Regions from separate parts of the Homo sapiens genome. Here region 1 is linked to region 2. A link is an interaction called in ENCODE POLR2A ChIA-PET data of the cell type or tissue named here. Cell type or tissue: GM12878. All regions are shown on one strand. Each heading gives the region's core, and the rest is flanking DNA. Links, peaks and the distances in the headings are about the cores only.

The links. ChIA-PET counts read pairs that join two places held together with the same protein. Peaks named below come from ENCODE experiments on the same cell type or tissue, not always from the same donor. Only the 100,000 strongest peaks of a DNase experiment are listed, where the experiment ranks them.
Region 1: POLR2A ChIA-PET joins it to region 2 with 5 read pairs; 2 of 35 experiments call an interaction of 5 or more read pairs at or near these places.

What each region holds. Positions count from the first base shown.
Region 1 is chr19:7,692,775-7,696,774 of GRCh38, forward strand. The region is part of intron 8 of FCER2 (Fc epsilon receptor II); the gene reads right to left. Among named protein-coding and RNA genes, the nearest start is that of FCER2, 7.4 kb to the right of the region's middle. In GM12878, for the core only: no CTCF peak of the experiment used is centred there; a DNase peak (open chromatin) is centred at 1,944; H3K4me3 peaks cover 3,540 bases; H3K27ac peaks cover 1,401 bases.
Region 2 is chr19:7,395,838-7,412,666 of GRCh38, forward strand. The region is part of intron 10 of ARHGEF18 (Rho/Rac guanine nucleotide exchange factor 18); the gene reads left to right. Among named protein-coding and RNA genes, the nearest start is that of ARHGEF18-AS1, 9.2 kb to the left of the region's middle. RefSeq lists enhancers at 1-89, 2,165-2,670, 2,671-3,175 and silencers at 1,953-2,153, 3,813-4,013, 14,173-14,312. In GM12878, for the core only: no CTCF peak of the experiment used is centred there; no DNase peak of the experiment used is centred there; H3K4me3 peaks cover 31 bases; H3K27ac peaks cover 278 bases.

The sequences.
Region 1 (4,000 bases), core at 1-4,000, 290 kb after region 2:
ATTACCATAAATACATCCATGGCCAGCAATACTTCAATCACCAACACCATGACCAGCAGCACGTCAGCGGCCATCACTGTCACCACAAACACCTTCATATCCAATAACACTTCAACCACCATCATCACCACAAACACCTCATAGCCAACAGTGCCTCAGCCACCAACCCCATCATGACAAACACCTCATGGCCAGCAGCACTTCAACCACCAACAAACCCCTCCAAGGTCAGCAACACCTTCATCACCGACATCATTAACAGAGGTACCCACCACCAGCAGCAGCTTATCTCCACCACCCACACCACAGCCAACACCATCTTTACCAACCACACCAGCCGTGTCTTCATCACTGGCACCGACAGCAAAACCAGTGCTGTGGCCAGGTCCACCAGCGATTACTTTCCCCAAGCACCATCCCTACCAACAGCCCTGGTCATCATCACTGGCAGAACCCGCCAAACCAGCACTCCTAGCCAATGTCTGGGAAATTGTGATGATTTTCTTCCAGTGGGAGGCTTTGGTCAGGAGAGCCAATGGGATTGCAAGACTAGGTCCCACAATCCCTCAATATGGTCTCTTTCTCCCCTTCCCCCCACCGCAGTGAAACTCCCAGACATTGTTGCTATCGCCTCCCAGGTGGAAGGTTAAACCCACTCTTACTGGATCAAATCTTTCTTGCTTCAAAATAGATTTTCAGCAGTGGTGTGCACCTGTAATCCCAGCTACTTGGGAGGCTGAGGCAGGAGGATCGCTTGAGCCCAGGAGTTTGAGACCAGCCTGGGCAACATAGCAAAAACCCGCTTTAAGTAAGTAGGTTTTCCTATAGTGATATGCAGGGAAGGTTCCACTACACGTGGTCAGATGTTTTTTGTTTTGTTTTGTTTTGTTTTGAGACAGAGTCTTGCTCTGTCTCCCAGGCCAGAGTACAGTGGCGCTATCTCGGCTCACTGCAACCTGCACCTCCCGGGTTCAAGCAATTCTCCTGCCTTAGCCTCCCAAGTAGCTGGGATTACAGGCGTGCACCACCATGCCCAGCTAATTTTTATATTTTTAGTAGAGACGGGGTTTCACCATGTTGGTCAGGCTGGTCTCGATCTCCTGACCTCATGTGATCCACCTGCCTCGGCCTCCCAAAGTGCTGGGATTACAGGCATGAGCCACCATGCCCAGCCACAGATTTTTTTTTTTTTTTTTTTAAAGAGGCAGGGTCTCATCATCTTGCCCAGGCCAGTCTCGAACTCCTGGGCTCAAGTGATCCTCCTGCCTCGGCCTCCCAAAATGCTGGGATTACAGGCGTGAGCCACCACGCCCACCCTCACATGGTCAGATTTTTCTAAGGAGCTTAGGGTCTGCAGTAGCTTGAGATGAGTGTGCTTCTCACCCATGAAATGGTAACCAGTACTCAGCCCTCTGGAGGTGCAGCGTTAAAACAGGAAGAGGTGGCCAGGTGCAGTGGCTCATACTTGTAATCCTAGCGATTTGGGAGGCCAAGATGAGAGGATCACTTGACCCCAGGAGTTTGAGGCCGTAGTGAGCCATGATTGTGCCACTGCACTCCAGCCTTGGTGACAGAACCAGGCCCTGTCTCTGAACAACAAAAACAACAACGACAAAAACCCAAACCCCAAAACCAGGAAGAGGACATTTCTGAGCCCTCAAAGAAAACTTCAGGGGAAGGTGTCTTGGTTGTTTGTTACATAGTCACCCAGAGACAACCTCAGAGCCAGGCTCAGATCCCAGGCTGTGGGGCTGGATTTCGGGGAGACTTCAGGGACTGGGGAAGAATTAGGAGGTGACCTGTCAGAAGTTGTCATGGTCCAGAGTGCTCTTCCCCTGTGCCTCTCCCTGAGGGACCACACTGAGGTTTCTGGCTGGGATTCCCAAAGCCACTTCACATCCCAGGGGATGGGACTCCATCACACCAAGCACAGAAACTTCCTCTTCTCTGCCCCAGTTAGGGCAGCTGGGGCTTCCCAGAGGTCAAAGACCAAAAATCAAGGGTGGGGGCATTAGCTGGCGGAACGGCAGGGCTGTAAAACCCCAGTTCCTACCGTACAGTAATTTTTTTTTTCTTCAGAGGCAAGGTCCCACTCTGTTGCCCAGGCTGGAGTGCAGTGGCTCAATCCTAGCTCACCGCAGCCTCAAACTCCTGGGCTCAGGTGATCCTCCCACCTCAGCCTCCGGAGTAGATGAGACTACAGGTACACATCACCACATCTGGCTAATTTTTTCATGTTTTTGTTGAGGCAGGATCTTGCTGTGTTGCCTAGGCTGGTCTCAAACTCCTGGACTCAAGTGATCCTCCTGCCTCGGCCTCCCAAAGTGCTGGGACTATAGGCGTGAGCCAGTGCACCTGGTCCCTACCCCACATTAAGGGTACAGTGACTGAATGTCTGCTCTCTCTGCAGCCTGCTAGCCTCCTGAGGTCAACACTGCCTCCATTACTGCCACCCCTGGGAAAGAGGCCACCATCTCCATTGTCCCATCACTGCAGACATTACCCCCGTCTGGCTCCCTGCCCTGGTCAGACAATCTACCAGGAAGGCTATGTGTATGAGAATCCTACTAATAACTCCTCACTGGGCCACATCAGGCAGAGGACACCAGCAAGGAGAACCCAGCGAGGGTCAACACTGGACTGCTTTAACGCAGAAGAGGAAAAAAATTGTAGGAGTCTCCAAATCTGTGAAAGGACACAGTTGGAATCAGAAAGAAATTGCCAGGCAAGATGGCTCATGCCTGTAATCTCAGCATTTTGGGAGGCCGAGGCGAGAGGATTGCTGGAGCCCAGGAGTTCAGGACCAGCCTGGGCAACATAGCGAGATCCTGTCGCTACAAAAAATAAAAAAATTAGCTAGGGCCAGGTGCAATGACTTATGCCTGTAATCCCAGCACTTTGGGAGACTGAGGCGGAATGATCGCTGGAGTCCAGGAGTTCAAGACCAACCTGGGTAACAAAGTGAGACACTGTGGCTACAGGAAAATAAAAAATTAGCCTGGCGTGGTGGCACACACTCGTAGTCTCAGCTACTCTGGAAGCTGAGGTGGGAGGATCTCTTGAGCCCAGGAGTTGGAGGCTGCAGTAAGCTATGATTGCACCACTGCATTTCAGCCTGGGCAAAAGAGTAAGACTCCATCTCTCTCTTTTTTTTTTTTTTTTTTTTTTTTGAGACAGAGTCTCGCTCTGTTGCCCTGGAATGCAGTGGTGCGAAGACAGCATGATCTCGGCTCACTGCAACCTCTGCCTCCCGGGTTCAAGTGATTCTTGTGCCTCAGCCTCCCAAGTAGCTAGGATTACGTATGCCCGCCACCACACCCGGTTAATTTTTTAAAATTTTTATTGAGATGGAGTCTCGCTCTGTCGCCAGGCTGGAGTGCAGTGGCGTGATCTTGGCTCACTGCAACCTCCACCTCCCGGGTTCAAGCAATTGTCCTGTCTCAGCCTCCCGAGTAGCTGGGACTACAGGCACGCACCACTACACCCAGCTAATTTTTGTAGTTTTAGTAGAGATGGGGGTTTCATCATGTTGGTCAGACTGGTCTCGAACTCCTGACCTCACATAATCTATCCGCCTCGACCTCCCTAAGTGCTGGGATTACAAGCGTGAGCCACCGCGTCCAGCTAATTTTTGTATTTTTAGTGGAGACGGGGTTTCACCATGTTGGTCAGGCTGGTCTCGAACTCCTGACCTCAGGTGATCCACCCGCCTCGGCCTCTCAAAGTGCTGGGATTACAGGTGTGAGCCACCGCGCCTGGCCAAGACCCCTTCTCTTAAAAAATAAAATAAGCGGTGTTTTATGTATGCTCTGTGTGTCCTGCCCCATCAGAAACTTAGTCCTATTTCCGTCATCACGCACACCTCTGCCTCGCATCCAAGCACACTCCCCACCCTGCGCTTATATCTTTGTGTCCTCCCGATGACACTCGGGTCACACAAACGTATAGACATGCTGCCTCACGTCACACGTGCGTGCCGTCACATTTGCCAACACGCCCG
Region 2 (16,829 bases), core at 3,507-7,506:
CGTTTTTAAATTTCAACTTTTATTTGAGATTGAGGGGGTACATGTACAGGTTTGTTACCTGGATATATTGCGTGATGCTGAGGTTTGGGGTGTGACTGATCTCGTCACCCAGGTACTGAGCATAGTACTCAATAGATAGTTTCAACCCTTGACCTCCTCCTTCCCTTCCCGCTCTAGTAGAGCCCAGTTTCTGTTGTCTTCTTGGTGTCCATGAGTACCCAAGGTTTAGCTCCACTTACAAGTGGGAAAGTGCAGTATTTGGTTTTCTTTTCCTGCGTTAATTCTACTAGCACTTGAGTGTTTTGCTGTGGCTATCTGCCCCTTATCTCTTGCTCTGTTGAGATTAAAGCCTGGACCACAGGATTAAAAAACATTCTTAAAGTTTTACCACGGAAGCGAAGCGGCCAACACACCTTTTCCCCTTTGCCTTGTTTTCGCGGAGATGAAGCTCCAGCCAGTAGCTTTGAAGGGCCCCATTCTCTTCCCATTGACCAGAGAGAGAGTTCAGGACAGTATAGACAGCCCAGTGGCCAAGGGATGAGTTTTGCAGGTGTCTGAGTGAATGATTAATCCTCCAGCTGTAAGAGGTGTCAGGAGAGGCTGGGCGCGGTGGCTCAAGCCTGTAATCCCAGCACTTTGGGAGGCCAAGGTGGGTGGATCACGAGGTCAGGAGATCGAGACCATCCTGGCCAACATGGTGAAACCCCATCTCTACTAAAATACAAAAATTAGCCGGGCATGGTAGCGGGCGCCTGTAGTTCCAGCTACTCTGGAGGCTGAGGCAGGGGAATCACTTGAACTCGGGAGGCAGAAGTTGCAGTGAGCCGCGATCGGGCCACTGCACTCCAGCCTGGCGACAGAGCAAGACTGTCTAAAAAAAAAAAAAAAGAAGTGTCAGGAGCACAGGCTTGAGGTCAGATCCGAGCTGGGTTCTGGTCCCAGTTCCACCACCTGTTAGCCGTGTAACTTCACTAAGTTTCCGTCTTCCCATCTTTAAAATGGGAATAAGGGTTGGTTGGGGTTTCTATGAAGTAATCTGTGTAAGGTGCATCACAGAAGTGTCTGGCATATGGCAAACTTTCCATCAGTGTTATACACCCTTTGCATATGCGAATGCTCCCAGGCTTGGATGTTTAGGTTAACATTCCAAATTATAAAGAGTTTGGAAAATTTGAGCATCTCGGATGTTGTTTGGACCGAGTCAGGGTTTACGCTTTATCAGTAGTTTCCTATTTCTGTAGGTCAGCAAGCCTTTTTGCGAAAAAAAAAAAAAAAAAAAAATGAAGATGTGTTTGTTCTAGAGCAAAAAAGAGCAAACAGCTGGCAGGCATAATACATTTCATTTTTGTAAACGTTACTTTGTTTTGGTTTTGTATAGCTTATTTAGTTTTTGTTTTCTTCTGAAATTAGTATGTGATTTTACTTAAAATTTTTTTTTTCTTTTTAGAGACAGGGTCTCACTCTGTTGCCCAGACTGGAGTGCAATAGCACAATCATAGCTCACTACAGCCTCGAACTCCTGGGCTCAAATAATCCTCCTGCCACAAACTCCCAAGTAGCTGGGACTACAGACACGCGCTTCCATGTCTGGCTAATTTTTAAAAATTTTTTGGGCCGGGTGCGGTGGCTCACACCTGTAATCCCAGCACTTTGGGAGGCCCGGGGGGGGGCAGATCACGAGGTCAGGAGATTGAGACCATCCTGGCTAACACGGTGAAACCCCGTCTCTACTAAAAATACAAAAAATTAGCTGGGCATGATGGCGTGTGCCTGTAGTCCCAGCTAGTCAGGAGGCTGAGGCAGGAGAATGGCGTGAACCCGGGAGGTAGAGGTTGCAGTGAGCCGAGATCGTGCCACTGCACTCCAGCCTGGGCAACAGAACGAGATTCCATCTCAAAAAAAAAAAAAAATTTTTTTTGTGGGGTCTCGCTATGTTGCCCAGGCTGGTCTTGAAGTCCTGGACTCAAGCGATCCTCCCACCTCGGCCTCCCAAAGTGCTAGGATTACAGGCGTGAGCTGCCACAGCCTGTGGTTTTTGTTTTTGTTTTTTTAACTGACAGATAACAGTGTATGTATTTATCATGTGCAACGTGACATATTCTTGAAAAATGCAAGAGGAGCGGATGTTAAGCACTTTCACCACAAAAATGAGAGCTATGCGAAGTGCTGCATTTGTTACTAAGCTAGATTTAATCATGCCACTGTGTATATATACTTCAAAGTGTGTTTCCTTTTTCTTTTTCCTTTTGTTTTTTGAGACGGTCTCGCTCTGGCGCCCAGGCTGGAGTGCAGTGGTGTGATCTTGGCTCACTACAACCTCCGCCTCCCAAGTTTAAGCAATTTCGCCTCAGCCTCCCGAGTAGCTGGGATTACAGGTGTGTGCCACCACGCCCAGCTAATTTTTTGTATTTTTAGTAGAGGCGGGGTTTCGCCATGTTGGCCAGGCTGATGTCGAACTCCTGACCTCAGGTAATATCCCCTCCTTGGCCTCCAAGAGAGCTGAGATTACATGCATGAGCCACCACGCCCGGTCATATTTCATTTTTAAATGGCATACCTTAGAGAAGCAGAAAAGAGACCGGGCACCATGGCTCACACCTGTAATCCCAACACCTTGGGAGGTCGAGGTGGGCAGAGAGGCCAGGAGTTCGAGACCAGCCTGGCCAACAGGGTGAAACCCCATCTCTACTAAGAAATACAAAAATTAGCTGGGCGTGGTGGCCTGCGCCTGTAATCCCAGCTACTTGGGAGGCTGAGGCAGGAGAATCGCTTGAACCCGCAAGGCAGAGGTTGCAGTGAGCCGAGATCACGCCATTGCACTCCAGCCTGGGCAACAGAGCTAGACTCTGTCTCAAAAAAAAAAAAAAAAATAAAGAAAGAAAGAAAAGAGATTCTTTGGTTCCTTCTCTCTTTCTTGCTTAAATCGACTTGAGAATGTCCCCACTTTGAAAGGGGAAGTAGCACATACATTGTTTCTGGCATAGCTGTAGTATAATTTTCATTCTTGTCACACAGTAGCAATTACGGCTTCAAGGCCATTGCCCTTTGTGGGCCAGGGCCGTGGTGACTGGCTGTGCCTCCCTGGGTGTTTACCTAGCACATGTTTAACATAGCTCAGATCGTGTGTCAAGATCTCCCTCATTCTCACTCATCCTGGGTCATGTTTCTATCTCTTCAAACTCTATGACTTACAAAACATTTTTGCTGCCACCTCTCTGAAAATCATTTAAAAGCCCAGAGACCTTATATGAAGTCCAGCCAATCGCTGTTTCTTTGTTATTTGTTAGGTAAACTTTACTTTCCCCCTGAGACGGTCAAGAACTACTGTGTTTGAAAACCCTCTCTCTAGGTGCAAAACAGCACCAGTGGAAGCCTCGCAGCTGCCTGGAGGAATTTTTTGAGGGGAGGATTGTGGCTGACTGGGTGAGGGAGGGAAACTGGGTAAAATAATGTCCTCCGAGAGCATTCGGTGACAGCAGTTGTTCTCATTTTTGTGATGCAAATTAAGTTGTATGTGAACTAAATTAAATTTGCTTGCTTCTCTGCTTTTGTCAGAGATAGATTCATAGTTTCAACTGAGTATAGAGTTCTAGTCTGATTATGTTCAATATGTTCAAAGCAGTAGATACACTAATGTTTTTTTTTCCTTCTTTTTTTTTTTTGAGACAGAGTTTTGCTCTGTGCCCCAGCCTGGAGTGCAGTGGCGCGATCTTGGCCCACTGCAAGCTCCACCTCCGGGTTCACGCCATTCTCCTGCCTCAGCCTACCGAGTAGCTGGGACTACAGGTGCCTGCCACCACGCCTGGCTAATTTTTTGTATTTTTAGTAGAGATTGGGTTTCACCGTGTTAGCCAGGATGGTCTCGATTTCCTGACCTCGTGATCCGCCCACTTCGCCTCCCAAAGTGCTGGGATTACAGGCGTGAGCCACCACGCCTTTTTTTTTTTTTTTTGAGACAGAGTTTCGCTCTTATCACCTGGGCTGGAGAGCAGTGGTACGATCACAGCTCACTACAGCCTCGACCTCCTAGGCTCAAGCAATCCTCCCACTTCAGCCTCCCAAGGAGCTAGGACTATAGGTGCGTACCACCGCGCCCAATTAATTTTTGTATTTTTGTGTGTGTGTTAGAGATAGGGTTGCCCAGGCTGGTCTCAAACTCATGGGCTCAAGCGATCCTCCTACCTTTGTCTCCCAAAGTGTTGGTATTATAGATGTGAGTCACCATGCACGGCTTCATACACTGATTTATGGTCATATATTGAAAAAATATATATTCTAAAGGTTTCACTAACAGTACACGTTTAACACATTGTGGATGGTGGATGGTTACATTTTTAATTCACGTCACTTTTTTAATACAGCAGCTTTATTGAAATATAATTAGCACAGCATAAAATTCACCTTTTAAAAGTGTACCATTTGGTGTGTTTTAGGATATTCACAGAGTTAAGCAACAGTCATCAGTATTTAATTCCAGGACATCTTATTATTTTTTTAAAAAAACAGGGTCTTGCTGTGTTGTCCAGGCTAAATGCAAACTCCTGGGTTAAAGTGTTCCTCCTGCCTTAGCCTCCTGAGTAGCTGGGACTACAAGCATCAGCCACCATACCTGGCTCAGTTCATCATTCTTATGGGTGGGTTTCAGGAGGAGAGAAAGTGAAAAGAGGGAGTTGGTCTGGAGAAAGTCTCAGCTCAAAAATGAAAACAAAAATTGGCCGGGCACAGCAGCTCACACCTGTAATCCCAGTACTTTGGAAGGCTGAGGCAGGAGGACTACTTCAGGCCAGGAGTTCAAGACCAGCCTGGATAGCATAGCAAGAATCCTATCTCTACAAAAAATTGAAAAATTGGCAAGGTGTGATGGCTCACACCTCTGGCCCCAGCTACTTGGGAGGCTGGAATGGAAGGATTGCTTGAGCCTTGGGAGGTCAAGGCTGCAGAGAGCTGTGATTACACCACTGCACTCTAGCCTTGGCAACAGAGCAAGACCCTATCTCTAAATAAATAAATATTTATAAATGAAAAGAGGGAGTCCTGAGCAGGTGCTCTCTCATTGCAGTGTGGGATGGAAGGAGGGGAGGACCATGTCAGATTACTTGGCAGGAATCTAGCATCATCTTGCATACAGGGACATCCCAGTTACACTCTGTGTAGGGATACCTCTAATTTGCTGACGTTTCATTTGAAGAGCAAAATTGAATTTAGAAACCATAGTAAGTTGGGAAGTTATCCACAATGGGGATTACTGGACTCATTAGTTCCCTTACGGGGGTGAAATGGATAGTGACGGACCAGGTAGAATGTAGAGCAAAGGATTTCAGCATCCTTGGGCGCTGGAGGCAGCAAGGGATCAGCTCTGTAGCGCTGACAATGCCAGGGTGTGGTGGCCAGTGGTGGGTCCGTGTGACCCTTTGTGATGTCCACTTGGGGGCTCCTAACCAATGAGGTTTTGTTTGTTTTGGTTTTGAGTCAGGGTCTTGCCCTGTCGCCCAGGCTGGAGTGCAGTGTCACAATCATAGCCCACTGCAGCCTCAACCTCCTGGGCTCAAGTGATCCTCCCACCTCAGCCTCCCAAATAGCTGGAACCACAGGCACACACCATCACGCCTGGCTAATTTTTTTTTATTTTTTGGAGAGACAGGGGTCTTACCATGTTGCCCAGGCTGGTCTTGAACTCCTGAACTCAAGCAATCTGCCTGCCTTGGCTTCCCAAAGTGCTGGGATTATAGGCATGAGCCATTGTGCCCATCCCTAAGAGAGATGGGAAGATGGAAAAATTGGAACCCTCATACACTGCTGGTGGGAATATAGGTTGGTGTAGCTGCCTTGGGAAACAGGCAGTTCCTCCAAAGCTTAAACCTTGAGTTAACCCAGCAATTCTGTTCCTCTGTAGGTTCCTAAGGCAAATGAAAACATAGGTCTACACAAACACTTGCAGAGGAATGTTCATAGTAGCATTATTCCAAGTAGCCAGAAAGCAGAGACAACCTAAATGTTCATCAGCTGAGGAACGGATACATAAAATGTGGTCCCGCCATACTGTGGAATATTACTTGGCCATGAAAAAGAAGTTCCGATACAGAGATGGACCTGGAAAAAACTTGCTCAGTGGAAGAAGCCAGTCCCCAAAGGCCACCTGCTGTATGATTCCATTTATATGAAATGTATACAACAGGCAAATCCACAAGGACAGAAAGTGGATTAGTGGTTGCCACAGGCTGGGGGTAGTGGAGTGGGGAGTAATGGCCAAGGTAATGGGGTTTCTTTTTGAGGTGATGAAGGCATTCTAAAATTGACTGTAGGCTGGGCGCAGTGGCTCATGCCTGTAATCCCAGCACTTTGGGAGGCCAAGACGGGCAGATCACAACGTCAGGAGTTCGAGACCAGCCTGGCCAACATGGTGAAGCCCAATCTCTACTAAAAATACAAAAATTAGCCAGGTGTGGTGGTGCGTGCCTGTAGACCCAGCTCCTCCGGAGGCTGAGGCATGAGAATTGCCTGAACCCCAGAGACGGAGGTTGCAGTGAGCCGAGATCCTGCCACTGCACTTCAGCCTGGGCAACTGAGCGAGACTCTGTCTCAAAAAATAAAATGAATAAATACATAAAATAGATTGTGATGACAGATGCAGAACTCTGTGAACATACTAAGAACCATTGAATTGGATGCTGTCAAAGGGTGAGTTGTGTGGTATGATAATTCTATCTCAATAAAGCAGTTACAAAGAGAGGAAGAGATGGAATAAGAACTGGAAGCACAGTGGCAATGGGACAGAATTTTAAGGAATGGTTTGAGACTGAGTGGCAGGAAGACTGGGGGGTAAAGCTAAGAGAACCCTAAAGGAAAGGGGACCAGCTTGCCCCGTAAGTGGTGTGGGGCTAGGTTAATAGATTGCCTAATGCCCAGGAGATGTCAGTGTGCCCATGCGCTGGTCCCTGCCATGTAGGACCACGTAGGAGAAGGTTACAAAGTGTGTCTGTACCATCCAGTGTGACAAAGTGAGAGCCTCGGAGCAGGTATAGCCCAGGCATGACCCAGAAAGCCCTCTTGACCAGCTGCTGCTGGCCAAGATAATTATATGATCACAATTTATGTTATATTATAGCAAATTTAAAATTGGGATAATGTGATTCACATACCACAGAACTCACCCTTTTACAGTGTACAATTCAATGTGTTTGTTTTGTCTTTTCTGAGACAGAATCTCACTCTGTCACCCAGGCTAGAGTACAGTGGCGCGATCTCGGCTCACTGTAACCTCCGCCTCCTGGGTTCAAGCAATTCTCTTGCCTCAGCCTCCCAAGTAGCTGGGGCTACAGGTGCAGGCCTCCTGACCTCAAGCAATCCGCCCGCCTTGGCCTCCCAAAGTGGTGGGATTACAGGCGTGAGCCCACCACACCCGGCCAAATCAGTGATTTTTACTATGTTCACAGAGTGGTGCAGCTGTCACTACTATAATTTCAGAACATTGTCATCACCCACAAGAAAAGCTCACACCCATAGCTTTCACTGCCCATTCCCCCATCCTCCCAGCCCCCAGCAGCCACGACCCTACTTTCTGTCTCTAGATCTGTCTATTCTAGACTTTTCATATCAGTGGAATCTTACAGTATACTTGATGTATTAATGTGACTTCTTTTACTTAGCATAACGATTGCAAGGTTCATTTACGTTGTTGCCTAAACTTAGCTTTTTCTTTCTTTCTTTCTTTCTTTCTTTTTTTTTTTTTTGAGACGGTCTTGCTCTGTTGCCCAGGATAGAGGAATCACAGCTCACTGAAGCCTTGACGTCCTGGGCGCAAGCAATCCTCCCGCTTTGTCCTCCTAAGTAGCTGGCACTACAGGTGTGCGCCACCGTGCCCGGCTAATTTTTTATTTTTTGTAGAGATGAAGCCTCGCCGTGTTGCCCAGGCTGGTCTTGAACTCCTTGGCTCAAGAGATCCTCCTGCTGGGCTCAATGACTCACACCTGTAATCCCAGCACTTTGGGAGGCCAAGGCAGGCAGATCACCTGAGGTTGGGAGTTCAAGACCTGCCTGGCCAACATGGCAAAACCTCATGTCTACTAAAAATACAAAAATTAACCAGGCGTGGTGGCTGGTGCCTGTAATCCCAGCTACTGATGAGGCTGAGGCAGGAGAATCACTTGAACCCGGGAGGCGGCGGAGGTTGTAGTCAGACGAGATTGAGCCAGTGCATGTCAGCCTGGGCAACAGAGCGAGACTCCGTCTCAAAAAAAAAAAAAGAGATCCTCCTGCCTCAGCCTCACAGAGTGCTGGGATTAGAGGTGTGAGCCACTGCACCTGGCCTAGTTATTTGTAATCTGTAAGAAGAAATGTGAAGGAATAGTAAGGAGCACCTTGCCAGAGGCAGGTACGGGCTGCCCTGGGGCCGTTTCACTGAGTTGACCTGACCTTGTGTGTTCATTGTTGATCCCTTCCCTGTCCTGGCTCCAGGGAGCCAGTTAGATGCTCGAGGGGCTTCTCGGGCTGCGTTCTCTGTTGTCCTGTAAATACCGACTGATCTGGATAACAGTTGTCAAGTCACAAAAAAGAGAAACACAGTTAGGTAGAAACCCAAAGCAAACCCGCTCTGTGAGGCTGAGGCAGGAGGATCTCTCTCTTTTTTTTTTTTTTTTTTTTGAGATGGAGTCTCGCTCTGTCACCCAGGCTGGAGGGCAGTGGCTCAATCTCGGCTCACTGCAATCTCCGTCTCCCGGGTTCAAGTGATTCTCCTGCCTCAGCCTCCCCAGTAACTGGGATTACAGGCGCCCACCACCACACCCGGCTAATTTTTGTATTTTTAGTAGAGATGGGGTTTTGCCATGTCTCTATTAAAAGGCCTTTTAGATAGATCGTGGAGCTAATCCGACCTGAACATCCCAGTCCTGGAGTATTTTAGCATGAGGATAGCTCTCTATTGGTCTGGAAGGTTCGCCTGATGGTTGGGCCTGAAGACAGGGGCCTCAGGGACTCTCTTGTAGCTCCTTCAGATGGGTGCTTTTGTTTTGACCAAAAACAGAACATTCTATACCGTGATCCAATGGGCACACGTACAATAATAGGATGCAAAGTGTTACCAAACCGAACTCACCTTTATTGTGTGCGACAGACTCGGGTGCTTTATTTTTATTTTTATTTTTTTGAGATGGAGTCTCACTCACCCAGGCTGGAGTGTAATGGCATGATCTTGGCTCACTGCAACCTCTGTGTACTGAGTTTAAGAGATTCTCCTGCCTCAGCCTCCCCAGTAACTGGGATTATAGGTGCCCGCCACTATGCCCAGCTTATTTTTTATATTTTTAGTAGACACGAGGTTTCACCATGTCAGTCAGGCTGGTCTCAAACTCCTGACCTCAGGCAATCCGCCCGCCTCAGCCTCCCAAAGTGCTGGGATTACAGGCGTGAGCCACCGCGCCCAGCGACCTCTTCCAACTTCTAAAAGGTGGCCCTAGGGATTCCTCGGCTTGTAGCCATGTCATTCCACACCCTCCGTGGTCACGTGGCCTTCACCTGTGTGTGTGTTTCCCCTCTGTATCTGTGTCTCTAAATCTCCCTCTCCTTTCTCTACACAGACACCAGTCATAGGCTCTAGGGCCCACCCTAAATCGAAATTTCATCCCGAGATCCTTAACTAATGACCTCTGCCCCAGGCTCTCTTTCCAAAGAAGTCCATATTCCAGGGTTCTTAGTGGACGTGAATTTTGGTGGGACACTGTTCAGCCCACTTCAGGAACCTCCTATTTCTAGCGATTTGTAAACAACAAATTTGTTTTGTTTTAGTTTTTGTTTTTGAAACAGGGTCTTGCTCTGTTGCCCAGGCTGGAGTGCAGTGGTGCGATCATAGCTCACTGCAACCTCTACCTGCCAGGCTCAAGCAATCCTCCCGCCTCAGCCTCCTGAGTAGCTGGGACCACAGGCATGCACCACCACGCCTGGCTAATTGTTGGTTTTTGTAATGCTGTTTTGTAGAGATGGGGTTCCACCATATTGCCCAGGCTGGTCTTAAACTCTTGGGCTCAAGGGATCCTGCTTCAGCCTCCCAAAACACCGGGATTCCAGGTGGGAGTCACCATTCCCAGCCTAGAACAAGTTTACAAGCTATTGGCACTCATTTCTTAGGCTCTTTACAACACAGTGATTTTCCAGTATTTTGAAGTTGAAGTAAATGTAGAAGGTCTCACTCTTTAGAACCAGTTAATTGCAGAGAGGAAAGAGGAGGTCTTCAGGAGAACACCAGATTCTTTTTGTTGTTGTTGTTATTGAGACGGAGTTTCGCTCTGTCACCTAGGCTGGAGTGCGTTGGCGCTATCTCGGCTCACTGCAACCTCCACCATCCGCTTGGGTTCAAGCGATTCTCCTGCCTCAGCCTCCCAGGTAGCTGGGATTACAGGCGCGTGCCACCACGCTTGGCTAATTTTTGTATTTTTAGTAGAGACAGGGTTTCACCATGTTGGCCAGGCTGGTCTCGAACCCCTGACCTCAGGTGATCCACCCACCTCGGCCTCCCAAAGTGCTGGGATTACAAGCGTGAGCCACCACACCTGGCCTCCAGATTCTTTTTGAAAAGCTTCTAAATCTGAATTCTCTGTGAATATAATTTGCCAAAACGTATGAGTAGGAATCTGATATTACAGTCTGTCAAATGTCTGGCCGTGTGCCTATACTCCATATAATCTTTTCCTTCCCCTGCATTCAGATACCACCTTCATCAAACACAAAAGTGTTATAGATTCAGAGAGGGCAAAAAACAAAGCTGTACCAGCTGCCTTCCCCTGCACCTAGCTTACGAGCTGACCTTGAGACACAGGATATGTTAAAATATATTCAAGCTCACACTGTTGCAGTTCTAAAAGGAATGCTAATGAAGGTCTTTGCAAGGTTCTGGAATTTTCCTAGCGTAGGAGCTGGTTGCTGACTTATATTAATAGTTATAGCCACCTGGCACAGTGGCTCACGCCTGTAATCCCAGCACTTTGGGAGGCCGAGGTGGGCGGATCATGAGGTCAGGAGATTGAGACCATCCTGGCTAACACAGTGAAACCCCGTCTCTACTAAAAAAAAACAAAAAAAAACAAAAATTAGCCGGGCGTGGTGGCGGGCGCCTGTAGTCCCAGCTACTTGGGAGGCTGAGGCAGGAGAATGGCATGAACCCGGGAAGCAGAGCTTGCAGTGAGCGGAGATCGTGCCACTGCACTCCAGCCTGGGCGACAAGGCAAGACTCCGTCTCAAAAAAAAAAAAAAAAAAAGGTTATAGCCATCATACTCAGGATGGTAGGGAACTTGAGATGCTCAGAAACCAACCACTGGCCAGGCATGGTGGCTCACGCTGGTAATCCCAGCACTTTGGGAGGCCAAGGTGGGTGGATCACCTGAGGTCAGGAGTTCGAGACCAGCCTGGCCAACATGGTGAAAACCCCGTCTCTACTAAAAATGCAAAAATTAGCCGGGTGTGGTGGCGGGCACCTGTAATCCCAGCTACTCAGGAGGCTGAGGCAGGAGAATCGCTGGAACCCAAGAGGTGGGGGTTGAAGCGAGCCGAGATTGAGCCACTGTACCCCAGCCTGGGTGACAGAGTGAGACTGAGTCTCAAAAAAAAAAAAAAAGAAACCAACCTCTTTGCTACTTGTTTGTGGCCTGTTTGCTCCCAGCATGGGCAATTTCAAGCGTCTGGAATTCAGTAATGACTTTGCACAGCGAATCCACTTTGCCACTCCTTTTATTCCGGTTCCTTCTGCACATCAGGGATAGAGCATTGGGAGTTCCCAGACTGCATGAGCCCAGCTGGTTGCATTTGAATTCTTGGAAATAGGCTCTCCCTTCCAGAACAAACCAATTAGATATAGTAGGCCAGGGGCCAGCAAATTTTTTCTGTTAAGAGCTAGGTAGAGGCCGAGACGGGCGGATCACGAGGTCAGGAGATTAAGACCATCTTGACTAAAACGGTGAAACCCCGTCTCTACTGAAAATACAAAAAAACTAGCCGGGCGTGGTGGCCGCGCCTGGAGTCCCAGCTACTCGGGAGGCTGAGGCAGGAGAATGGCGTGAACCCAGGAGGCGGAGCTTGCAGTGAGCCGAGACCGCGCCACTGCACTCCAGCCTGGGCAACAGAGCGAGACTCCGTCTCAAAAAAAAAAAAAAAAAAAAAAAAAAGAGGTAGTAGGCTGGGTGCAGTGGCTCACGCCTGTAATCTCAGCATTTCAGGAGGCAGAGGTGGGCAGATCACTTGATCCCAGGAGTTGGAGACCAGCCTGGGTAACGTGGTGAAACCCCATCTCTACTAAAAATACAAAAATTATCCAGGCATTGTGGCTTATGCCTATAATCCCAGCTACTTGGGGGGTGAGACAGGAGAATTGCTTGAACTCGGGAGGTTGAAGTTGCAGTGAGCCGAAATCGCACCACTGCCTCCAGCCTGGATGATAAAGTGAGACCCTGTTTCAAAAAAAAGAGAAAGAGCCAGATAATAAATATTTCAGGCTTTGCAGCCCACATAGCCTCTGTCACAGCCACTCAACTCAAAAGAAGCCACAGACAACAGAGAAACAAGTGGGCGTGGCCGTGTTCTGATAAAATTTTATTTACAAAAACAGGTGGCCAGCCCACAGACAGTAGGGGTTCACCAGCCCCTACAGTAGACGCATCATTTTTACAGTTCTGTTTCTAGGGCCACAATGGTCTGACTAAATTTGGCGAGGGATGCGGGTTAGGGAACAGGAGGCCCTCACCTGTCTCATGAGCTTAGCAGCTGTGTCCCAGGTTGACCTCTTCACAATCTGGGCCCATCCATGAGCAGCAGCTCCCTGAGGGGCCCCTCTTTATCCTGCAGTGTGTTTTCTAAGGGAGTAATGATCTGTTGTGGTATTTGCAAGCCTGGGGGTGTTCAACATAGAGTTTGAGTCCCCCCAGATGAAAACAACAAGACCGGCTGAGTGCAGTGGCTCACGCCTGTAATCTCACACTTTGGGAGGCTAAGGCGGGAGGATCACTTGAACCCAAGAGTTCAAGACCAGCTTGGGCAACATAGTGAGACCCCATCTCTACAAAAAGAAATATATAAACTTACACACGCGTGGTGACTACAGGTAGGTAGTGTGCACCTATAGTCCCAGCTACTTGGGAGGCTGAGGCAGGAAGATCGCTTGAGTCCAGGAGTTCGAGACTGCAGTGAGCCGTGATTGCACCACTGCATTCCAGCCTGGGCAAGAGCAAGACCCTGTTTCTTTTTTTTTTTTTTTTTTTTGAGTTGGAGTCTCGCTCTGTCGCCCAGGCTGGAGTGCAGTGGCGTGTTCTCGGCTCACTGCAAGCTCCGCCTCCTGGGTTCATGCCATTCTCCTACCTCAGCCTCCCAAGAAGCTGGGACTACAGGCGCCCACCACCTCGCCCGGCTAATTTTTTGTATTTTTAGTAGAGACTGGGTTTCACCATGTCAGCCGGGATGGTCTTGATCTCCTGACCTTGTGATCCACCGCGTCCGGCCGACCCTGTTTCTTAAAAAAAAAAAAAAAAAAAAGACTTAATGGCAGTCCCAGTCCATGCTATGGAAAGGTTGGCCTCTGTGAGAGTTTGGATTAGATTGGAAACTAATGAAGAGTCTTTTTTTTTTTTTTTTGAGTTGGAGGCCACTCTATCACCCAAGCTGGAGTGCAGTGGTACAATCTCGGCTCACTGTAACCTCCACCTCCTGAGTTCAAGCTATTCTCCTGCCTCAGCCTCCCAAGTAGCTGGGATTACAGGCGCCTGCCACCACCTCCAGCTAATTTTTGTATTTTTGTATTTTTTAGTAAACACGGGGTTTCACCATGTTGGCCAGGCTGGTCTCAAACACCTGAACTCACACTTGAGCCAAGGCCCACCTCGGCCTCCCAGAGTGTTGGGATTACAGGCGTGAGCCATCGCGCCTGGCCTGTGAGGGGTTTTTCTTTCTTTCTTTCTTTTTTTTTTTTTTTTATTGAGATGGAGTCTCACTCTGTCGCCTAGGCTGGAGTGCAGTGGTGCAACCTCAGCTTACTTACTGCAACCTCCGCCCTCCAAGTTCAAGCGATTCTCCTGCCTCAGCCTCCCAAGTAGCTGGGATTACAGGTGCCTGCCACCACACCCGGCTAATTTTTTTTGTATTTTTTTTTTTTTTTTTTAGCAGAGATGGGGTTTTACCATGTTGGCCAGGTTGGTCTTGAACTCCTGACCTCGTGATCCACCCGCCTTGGCCTCCCAAAGTGCTGGGATTACAGGCGTGAGCCATCATGCCCGGCCTGTGAAGGGTTTTTCTAAGGTTCACCAGCCCTGACATCATTGCAGTTCCCTTTTTCCAGAAATGCAGTGCCCTTGAATACTTTCCCCGCCCATTGAAGGCAAACAGGGTTTTTTCTGGCATTCTGCACACCTGTTTTGCTGCCCTGCCTTCCGCCTGTGACTGATTGCTTTTGATCTGCTGAAAGAGAAACCCCCGGCCTCTCTCAGGTGTTTGGTTTCCTCTGTCCGTCTTAGAGTCACCTCTGCTGACATTTATTTGCTGTTTATTTCCCACATTAAAATTGTTGGCTTGAAATATATATATATATACACACACACATACATACACACACACATATGTATATAAATCTTCCAGCTTTCTGGAAGATTTCAGCTATGTAACTAGACCTGAATTAATGTTTTCAGAATCAGTCTTCTTTTCATCAAAATGTTTTTCAGGGGCTGGGCATGGTGGTTCGCGCCTGTAAATCCCAGCACTTTGGGAGGCTGAGGCTGGCAGATCATCTGAGGTCAGGAGTTCGAGACCAGCCTGGCCAACACGGTAAAACCCCATCTCTACTAAAAATAAAAAAATTAGCTGGGTGTGGTGGCATGCACCTATAATCCCATTTACTTGGGAGGCTGAGGCACGAGAATCGCTTGAACCTGAGAAGCAGAGGTTGCAGTGATCTGAGATTGTGCTATTGCACTCCAGCCTGGGCAGCAGCGTGAGACTCCATCTCAAAAAAAAAAAAAAAAAAAGGTTTTTCACCCTTGTCATTTTGATTTCTGCCCAGTCAATAGAACTAACATAATTGTTTAAAAAATGCCACGCACTGCCCTTCCTAAGAAGGCCTCAGGGGGTGGAATAGTTTTGCTGGGACCTCTTATACTTCAGCATCTGGCCTGTACCCAGTGTCAAGAGAAATACTCACAAGGCAGATGCTTTTTCAGCATCTGCAATATCTATAGGTGATATTGAAGGTCCCTCCATCCTGATACCAGAAAATAGTGTGAAATTTGCACAAAAGGAAGCAGAGGATCTCAGAACAAGCCTGGGCAGCGCAGGGCCTCTCCACCTGAGACCTGGCCTTAGGCACTTTCTTTTGTCAGATATGTTAAAAATGAAGTTGCACACCAAGCTTCTCTCTTTCCTTCTTTTCTTCCTGTTCCTTTCCCCTACCTCTTCCCCTTCCCCTTCCCCTTCCCCTTTCCCTTTCCCTCCCCTCCCCTTCCCTTTTCTTTTCTATTTCTTTTCTTGACAGAGTCTTGCCCTGTTGCCCAGGCTGGAGGGCAGTGGTGTGATCTCAGCTCACTGCAACCTCCACCTCCCAGGTTCAAGCAGTTCTCCTGCCTCAGCCTCCCAAGTAGATGGGATTACAGGTGCACACCACCATGTCCAGCTAAGTTTTGTATTTTTAGTAGACACAGGCTTTCACCATGTTGGCCAGGCTGGTCTTGAACTCCTGACCTCAAGTGGTCTGCCCACCTCGGCCTCCCAAAGTGCTGGGATGACAGGTGTCAGCCACCGTGCCCAGCCAAGTGGCATCTTTTTTTAAAAAAATCATTTTTTAAGTGCACAGGTTGGTGGCATTAAACACATACACATTGCTGATGCTACCATCACCACCATCCATCTCTAGAACTTTCTCCTCTTCCCAAGCTGCAACTCTGTCCTCATAAAACACTCACTCTCCATCCCCCTCCCCAGCCCTTGGCACCCACCATTCTACTTCCTGTCTCTATGAATCTGACAACTCTAGGGACCTCCTAGAAGTGGAGTCACATACGATGTATTCTTTTGTGACTGGCTTATTTCACTGAGCATAGTGTCCTCAAGGTCCATCTGTGTGTCAGAACTTCCTTCTTAAGGCTGAATAATATTACAGTGTGCGTGTATGTCACGTTTTGTTTATCCATTCATCTATACATGCACACTTATTTCCATGTTTTGTGTTTTTTTGTTTGGTTTTTCTTTTTTTTTTTTGAGATGGAGTCTCGCTCTGTCACGCAGGCTGCAGTGCAGTGGCGTGATCTTGGCTCACTGCAACCTCTGCCTCCCGGGTTCAAGCAATTCTCCTGCCTCAGCCTCCCAAGTAGCTGGGATTACAGGGGCGCGCCACCACACCCGGCTAATTTTTGTATTTTTAGTGTTGGTCAGGCTGGTCTCGAACTCCTGACTTCGTATTCCGGCCTCCTCGGCCTCCCAAAGTGCTGGGATTAGAGGCGTGAGCCACCGCGCCCGGCCTATGCTAGGGTTTTTAGGAACCACCAAGCTGTCTTCCATAGCAGCTGCCCCATTTTACCTTCCTACCAGCAGTGTATGAGGGTCCTGGTTTCTCCGCCTTCTCACCGAGACACTTAATTTTCGGTTTTTTAAATTATACCATTTTAGGCCAGGAACGGTGGCTCAGCCTGTAATCCCAGCACTTTGGGAGACGAAGGTGGGCGGATCACCTGAGGTCAGGAGTTCCAGACCAGCCTGGCCAACATGGCAAAACCCCGTCTTTACTAAAAATACATAAAGTAGCCGGGCGTGGTGGCAGGCGCCTGTAATCCCAGCTACTCAGGAGGCTGAGGCAGGAGAATCACTTGAACCC